2 separate regions of the Homo sapiens genome follow, and region 1 is linked to region 2. Evidence: chromatin contacts called from ENCODE Hi-C or POLR2A ChIA-PET data. All regions are on one chromosome and are shown on one strand. The core of a region is the stretch at or near the end of the contact, and the rest is flanking DNA. Distances in the headings are between cores, read along the strand shown. Region 1 overlaps INPP5D (inositol polyphosphate-5-phosphatase D). Region 2 overlaps GIGYF2 (GRB10 interacting GYF protein 2).

What was found. A loop is a pair of places that touch in the nucleus more often than their neighbours do. ChIA-PET counts read pairs that join two places held with the same protein, here RNA polymerase II (POLR2A). Pooled maps may share reads with other maps.
Region 1: a pooled map shows a loop between it and region 2 (3-fold over the local background). The contact joins two enhancer-like sites. A Hi-C loop is called at or near these places in 6 of 50 pooled maps. POLR2A ChIA-PET finds 5 or more read pairs at or near these places in 2 of 52 experiments (HCT116 and Panc1).

What each region holds. Positions count from the first base shown.
Region 1 is chr2:233,079,469-233,083,627 of GRCh38, reverse strand. The region is part of intron 2 of INPP5D (inositol polyphosphate-5-phosphatase D); the gene reads right to left. Among named protein-coding and RNA genes, the nearest start is that of INPP5D, 21 kb to the right of the region's middle. RefSeq lists enhancers at 1,175-1,324, 1,835-1,924. Within about 2 kb of position 2,252, at least 12 of the 41 ENCODE cell types and tissues checked have a DNase peak (open chromatin) inside an H3K27ac peak, as active enhancers do.
Region 2 is chr2:232,836,765-232,840,730 of GRCh38, reverse strand. GIGYF2 (GRB10 interacting GYF protein 2) reads right to left here. Exons shown (of 29, transcript NM_001103146.3): 23 at 760-882. Among named protein-coding and RNA genes, the nearest start is that of SNORC, 32 kb to the left of the region's middle. Within about 2 kb of position 1,995, at least 16 of the 41 ENCODE cell types and tissues checked have a DNase peak (open chromatin) inside an H3K27ac peak, as active enhancers do.

The DNA.
Region 1 (4,159 bases), core at 1,003-3,502, 240 kb before region 2:
TTCTCTTAGGGGAGAGTCACTTCCCTTTCCAAGTCAAGAAAGGAGTTTTGGCTTTACAAGAAACCCACTCTCTTGGTGTGGGACAGTCAGGCCTGCGGGGCTGAGCCGTTCTGCCTTCGTCTGGCCTCACACAGGGCTCAGAGCACTGCCCCAACCCTCCCCCAACCAGGAAAAGCAGTGCAAGCTGAGTCCAGAAGGTTCTCAGGGTTTGAGTGGCACAGCAGCTGTTGAACAACTGCTTAACAGTTCCAGAGCGTACTCAGGTCCCTGAAGACATGAAGCCCATAGCCCAAAGAGCAGAGCTGAGGGAGATGGAGTTCCAAAATTTACCCCTCCTTCCCCACCACTCCCAGCACTGCCTAGAATGCTCTAAAGCACCTCCAGCTCCCTGCTGTCTCCACCCTCCTCCCCAGCAGCTTCCTTGTGCTGGGAGGTATGTGTGTGATCTCTACTTTCCAGCAGTTTCTTGGCAGTCCTTGCCCAAGGCCACATCGCTGACCAAATTGGACTTGAACCCAGATCCCAGCCGGGAATGGAGTCTGCTTTCATTCTAGGGGCACCTCACTGATTTACCACAAGGGACAGATGCCACCTGGGATCAAATATTATCTATAACCATGTGAAGGGCAAGAGGCCAAGCTCTCTGAGAGGCCACATTGCCCTGTCTCCCTGTCCCTCTGGGCAGAGTCCTGGGCTCATCCTTCCCCAGGGGACTCCAGACAGGCTTGGAAACACCTTCTGGATTGGAAGGAAGAAAGCTTAGCCGGGGAGGCCGGGAGGCCTGGCTGTGAGTTCCAACTTCCGCAGTTCTCAGCAACACTCATATTTAGAACGAGGGGGTTGGATGAAGTTACAGTTTGCATCCTGCCCTCCCATCTCGGATTTTTTTTAAGTCTGTGAAAGATGGAGTGAGAGAAAAGAGTCCCCCAGGTGAGGCAGCTCCTCTCCCTGATTGATACAGGGCTGTCATGGGCTATGACACGTGGGCCAACTCCATGAAGTTGGTCTGCAAAGAACAAAGATGAGATCTTTGGTGTTGACAAGAGAACAGAAGTCCCCAGGAAAAGAGCTAAAGTTACTAAACTAAGAAACAATGAAAGCCTTTCGGTGCTTCACTTGGCAAAATTTCAGGCCAGATTCTTATTTTGGGGAGCCTCGTATTCTGGTGGCACTGAACAGGCTCAGGTGTCAGGAATGAGTTATTTAGAAACTGTGGCTAAGCTCAGAAAAGACTGTGAGGTTTTGCCTCAACATGAAAAGAGGAACTTGAGTTAAAATAGGCAGAGATCAATAACTGCTAAAGCTTCCCCGAAGGGCTCTGAGTCTGCTTAATTGGGCATGAGTGTGCACTTGGTCCTCAGTGGACGTCTGCTGTCATTTACTCTTGGAGGTAGATTTTCGAAGGTGAGTCCACCTGGGAGAATCCTATGAGAATTCCCCTTTAATTCACCTTGAAGGAAAACCTCTTCAGACCACCTAGGTCCACAGCTCCCTGTACCATGTCAGCTACTGCGGAGGTCACAGATCTAGTGCCGGGGTCAGGAGCAGAGAAGTCCAGCAGAGCCGCCCATCTTCTCTGAAAGCTGCCCGCCCACTGTCCTGGCTAAGCGGAGACCTTAAGGAGGCACGCTGCCCCCACGACTCTGTCCCCATCTCTGAGAGGCAGAGGGGGGTACCTGCTCCAAGACAGCCGATTCATACACAGACTGGCAGCCCCTGAGTGGCTCATGCGGAGAAAGCCGTGGAGGCTGAGCCATCAGACTCCTTCTTAGGACTGGGGACTGAGAAGGGAGGCTGCTGGCTGGGAAGAGCGGCCCCACAGAGAAGAGCTGATCCATGGGAGAAGCTGCGTGCAGACCCCATGCTCTTCTGGTTCCAAGGCCCTAGGGCGGCCTTCTCCTTCCTGGCTCTGCACATCTCCACAAAGGCTGCCCACCCCTTACCCCTTACAGAGTCAGCCAAGGCGAGTTTCTGTTCCCTGCACCACCACCACCCCCTGCCCAGTAGCCTGATGAGGCCCCGGATTTCATCAGCAGTTCCCAGGGTCACAAGATGTCACAGTAGCAAGAGTATGATGGTGACAGAGAGGGGCAAACCGGAGACGCAGTCTACACATTTACAGGCGGCGGGTGCCGACTCTACTAGAAGCCACAGAGTCATGTCTTTTCCAGTCATACTTAAAGTTTTCTTCACTTTGAAGGAAGAGAAGAAACCACAAAGGGAAAAAAGATCAAAAGCATCGACCAACTTTTAACTTAAGAGAGTTTGCCGACTCCTCTCAGCAAACCACCTATCACAGATGCCAACTCTGCCAGAAAAGCTCATGCCCTCCTAGACTTGAAAAAAATGGTAGAGGTCATTGAGGCCAACTGCCTGCCCCAGACAGGGCTCCCCTCCGCTGCTCACATCCCACACATGGTGAAGAGCCCCTGTCAGAGACAGACATTCCCATGGCAAATAGCTGCCAAGCGCTGGAAAGGACCTTCTCGTACTAGGTGTGCCAACATCTGCTCCTGGTGACTGCTAAGAACCAGGCCAAACCTGCGGGCGCCCTAGGCCAGTGGAAAGCCTTCAGCAGATGTGCCTTAGAGGCTGCAGTGGACTCAGGGGCAGGAGGATGAGGCAGCCGGCAGCAATGCCAGCCTAACTACGCAGGGAGTGGTTCTGCTTGAGCCTAAACTCGCATCTCCTAAGGAGGCCTCGCAGCAAATGCCCCTGGACCGGGCTGCATCACACATGCCCCTTGGGCCTCTCTCAATCACATCGCTCCTCGAAGCAATTCCTTCCATCCTCATAAGCTGTCTTCCTGAGGGGCGTTCTGCTCACCACGCTCTCCCTCTTGACAACTTCTGGAGGATTTTTGCCTCCAGGGACTTGCCTGTGGTCTCCCCACACCTTGAGTCCAGCTCCCTGTCTACTACTGCATCCTAGTTAGCACAAAATGAATCATTCCCTTCAAGCTTTGAAACTGAAGAGTGTACCCTGCCTCTCCCCTCCCACTTCCACTTTCTTTTCAAACAAACTCCTCCAACGCCGTCATTGCTCTTCCATGACATGATATCCAAACCTTTGTCGACCCCGGCTACTCTGCTTGGGACGTGGATGCACTGCTGTGCCTCTTACTCTAGTCCCTGAGAACTGAGCATCTCTCTCTCTCTCTCTCTGTCACGTGCACACACACACACACACACACACACCCGGGATGTGGAAACTTTGTCTCCTTCCTTCTTGCCACCTCCATGTGCTCTTCATGTAGCCAGATAACAATAGCTTTCCTGGCTTCCACACACTCAGTTGTCACATTTTGTGGCGAAACAAAGGCTTTAGTAAACCGTGCTTAGGGTGGCCTTCCCGGGCTTGGACGGGTGCAGCTGATTTTTGTTTTTAAATTTAACTGCAGCCTGGCGGGGTGGCTCATGCCTATAATCCCAGAACTTTGGGAGGCCGAGGTGGGCAGATCATTCGCTGTCAGGAGTTTAAGACCAGCCTGGCCAACATGGAGAAACCCCATCTGTACCAAAAATACAAAAATCAGCCGGGCATGGTGGCGGGCACCTATAATCCCAGCTACTAGGGAGACTGAGGCAGGGGAATCACTTGAACCTGGGAGGTGGAGGTTGCAGGGAGCCGACATGGCGCCACTGCACTCCAGCCTGGGTGACAAGAGTGAAACTCTGTCTCAAAAATAAAAAATATTAAAAAATGAACTGCAAGTTTTGCACATTTTGACTTTGCTTGGTGAAATCAGATGCAGTGAGCACCAGCCTCGGACAGAACAGAGTTCTACAAATGGAAAGGCACTGTTTTGTGCTAGTCTCGCAGCCCCTCAGAAAACACGGTCTGTTCTCCTGTAAGTTCACCTCCCTTCTCTCCCTCCTGAGCCACTTCCTCTCTCTCCTTTGAGAGACTGAAGACAACAGTCGGCCAAGCCACAGCCCCTCCTTTCCCTTCATCTCTGGACAGTCTGCTTCACCTTCGTTTCCTCTTCACACCTATGGACCACAAATAGCCTGTGGCATGCAACTCCGTCATGTCACAGAGCAGGGTCACTTGGAGGGCCCCAGTTTACCAGCTAAGCCACCCCATGGACACCTGGGAGGAAGCCAGGCTCAGCCAGGCCTTCACGTCCGGCTACCTGCGCGTGCACTTCCTTCCTCAT
Region 2 (3,966 bases), core at 746-3,245:
CTACCCACCTTCCCTTGTTACCTCTCTGACACTTATCAACCTCTCATACGCTTCATTTTCTACTTTTCTCTTCTCAATCAGAGGGTCAGCTTCATGAATGCAGAAAATCTTGCCTGTTTTAGACTCAGCTATATCCCCAGACCTTAAGTGAGTAGGTACTCAGTAAACATGTGTTGAATGAATGAATGAATGAATGAATGAATGAGCACCGAATGGCATACTGAACCAAACTATGAAAATTATTCATTTTCTCCTCTCTGTCAAAAGCTGTGTTATTCCCCTTCCCTTTTATACTCTTTTGTATCCTTCCTACCCTAATGATGAACTACAGGATATACACTTAAAAGCAGAGGTACTTTATTTCTGTCACATTTTTCTAGACTAGTCAGGGAACCCAGTGTCTTTAGAGAAAAACATATTCTGCTTTCTAGACATCAGACTTATAAAAGATTATCTGCACACAACTCACCCACAATTTTGAACAACCCGTGTAGTTTTATTTATGAGGTCTTCTCAAGAACTACAGTAAAATGTTTAAGAAAACTGAACAGTTATGTTACTCAATCTTCATGTTATACCTATGAGATCCTTCACATTTGCTAGGGTAACCAAATTATGGGCTGAAGTTTAATAATGAACGTCCAATTCAGACACACAACAATTCTGACAGTAATTGTCCTCAGTAACCACTAACCCATAATGCATGCTAGATATTCTGGAACATCGCTTGACTAGATCCCTTTTACTTTAAAATTTTACCTCTTCTCGAAGCTGCCGTTCTCGTTCTTCCTCTAGTTTTTGGATTTCAGCCAACGACAGCGTGGCCTGGGACTGACATGCTGTTGTATTGGACTGCTGGCCCCACGTTGAAGAAGAAGGAAGCTAACAAAAAAGGGAAGGCCAGAAAGTTCATGAGGAAATGTGGACAGGAAACAAAGAAGCAATAATGCATTATGTATACCCAGAACAAATGCATTTCTCTCAACTCCATTTACCACATTCAATTCAAATTTCCTTCTTCATTGCTTTTACTTACTATCCTCTCAGCTTCTTTTGCTTAAGTTTTTGTCACTGCTCCAAACCTAAGTTTATTTTAAAACAACTTATAATACACATACACACTTACATTTCATCTACCTCTTGGTGACAACAAATTTGTTACATCTGGTACTGACATAAACAGCAATATACAACCATAAAGAGGAGTAAACAAAAGAATCACTAAATTGGCTTAAGGATTTTTTAATTGACGAAAGCAACAAAGGACATGATATGCTGCTGTCCAGTGAAAGTGTTAAGGACACGATTTCTGAGGGTAGCACCATGAGATTTCTCATCTCATGAGAGATGCTGGCATAGTTCTTGATCAGCCTTTATGAAAGGGAGCCACTGTTAACCAGGCTGTAGCTTCTAGTCATGAGCATTAAGCTGCTTTTAATCAATAATTTTATTTTTCCCATCCCTTAAGATTATTGACTAAAATAGAGTATAAATATCTAGGTCCTGAATATTTCAATATTCTCAAAGCCTGATTATTCTCAGAGAACCCCTTGCTCTTCCTGGCCAGAAAAAGACACACTTTTAATACTGAGGCATCAAACAAGCGAACACAATAAAAAAGAAACCTAACCAGACTTAAAAAATGTATTTAATAAAAATAATACATGAACATAGATCAAAACAAATAAAATGCCAAACAGTCCCCAAAAGAATGGACCTACAGCAGAAATCTATAACAGTGGATATTGATAGGATAAAAGGTATAAACAGTTTAAACCATCACTGATACTGCCAAACAACTCTTCAAATGAATGTCTTCAACACTACTGAACATAATCAACTCTTAACATTTTTTAGCCAATATGACAGACAATAGGGCATTTCTCTCAAAATGCACCTGCCCTGGGGTGGGGGAGGGGTGCAGAGGGAAGTTAACAAAGACTGGGGGAGGGAGGTGTTGAGAGGCAAAACTGAGCAAAAATTAACTTTGTCTCCACAGGAAATGACTCATTTGAAGGCACTATCAAGATCAAGTAAGGCAGTAGATCTCAAACTGGCAGCATAACCTGAAGGGACCTATAAAAATGTAGAGGCCCTGGCTCCACCACACCTAATCAATCAGAAGATCAGAAGGGAAGGCAGGAGAATCAGCATATTTTAATCATTCTGATGCAGCCAGTAACCACTGATGTTGTCTAAAATCACAGTAGATGTGTCACCCCATGGTAATCAGGAAACAATCTTTCAAGCCCGCTTCAGCAGAACTCAGCCAGCACTGGGAATAGAGGCAGTGCCTCCAGAAATGGCCATCTATCCTCACGGGCACCTCTGAGAATCTTCCTATTGCTGTGCCAAAATATATTTATTTTCTCTCTCCTCCCTGGCCTGACTCCCTATTTCTCTCTATATACACACACATACATATGCGTGTATATATATATATACACATGCACACACACATACACACATATACATATACATACACACGCTCTTTCTCTAGGTATATATACACACAAAATATATACTCTATATTTCATAGGTCTGTTCTACAGACCAAAGTTAAGTCTTCCTTATATAGACTTATGTCTGCTGATAGCTTTCATTTTCCTTAAGTCTTCTTTGTACATCGGAAATAATATCCCAGAGCTCTTTCAACATTGCCTCATGACACTTACCAGCCCACCCTATAATGCCCACTCAGGAGAACTGCAGTGTGTCAATCATGCTTCTCAGAACAAACTTTTGACAAATCAAAAGCAAATAGGGACCCCCGAATGCCTAATGTCCTTCATTGATTTTTAAAACTATACTCTTCTTGTTCTGCGCTGACATTGCTACCTTACATTTCAACACTGGTTTTGCTTTAAGAAATAACTGTTTCACTGTCGGAATGACAGCATGAGGAGCTGCGTGGACCTGCTCCCTGGCAAAACTGGTGAAGATCATTTTTAAAATAATCATTTAAACTCTCTGGCTGGCAGCAGGGCCCCACACCTGTAATCCCAGCACTTTGGGAGGCCGAGGCAGGCGGATCACTTGAGGTCAGGAGTTTGACATCAGCCTGGCCAACATGGCAAAATCCCATTTCTACTAAAAATAAAAAAAAAAAGTAGCTGGGTGTGGTGACGCACACCTTTAATCCAGCTACTTAGGAGGCTGAGGCCAGGAGGATCGCTTGAACTCAGGAGGCGGAGGTTGCAGTGAGCTGAGATCGTGTCACTGCACTCCAGCCTGGGCGACAGAGCCAGACCCTGTCTCAAAAAAATAAATAAAGTCTCTGGAAATACTCCTAAGGGCATACAGCAAATGAAAAAAAGTTTATTCAAGAATATTTGCTAAAACTCAGTAAGAACAGCAAGAGTTGGTGATACTTAAACCAAGACCTACTCTCCTTCTCTCCTCCCAGCTTAATGAGACAGAAACTCCACTCTAGACTGGTACAGTCAAGACACGGCTTCCCTTCTCCCCTCAGCCATCAGTCAGCAGGCTTTCTTCCTGGGAAAAGCACATCGGTGTGTCTCACCCTGATGGCAGTCACCTGTGACAAATGCTAAGTTCCAAACAAGTGCAACAGATGTGGAGGCTCTCTTCTTGTGCCCAGCCCCACTCATAGGATGGAAACTTGACCACAGCAACACCAACACTAGGGTCGTGATCACCAATGCAGCTGGCCGGGCCAAGCCATCAGGAGAGGCAAGCCAAGAATACCTGAGGCTACTATTCTGCCCACCCTTCAGCAAATGTTAGAGGAAAGCAGACCACTGTGCCCACTTCCAGAGCTGACTGAGAGATTTTTGTCTGAGGGTAGTGGTGTAGGAAACAGGTAGAAAACAGAAAGCTCCAGGTTTCTTCCCAAAGGAACTGACTTTATTTGCAACAGACAGTGGATGAGTTCAAGCCTAATGGTGTTTTCAGAAACAGTAGAAGTTGGGATAAAAGGCAATTAGGAGGAGACTGGTAGATTCA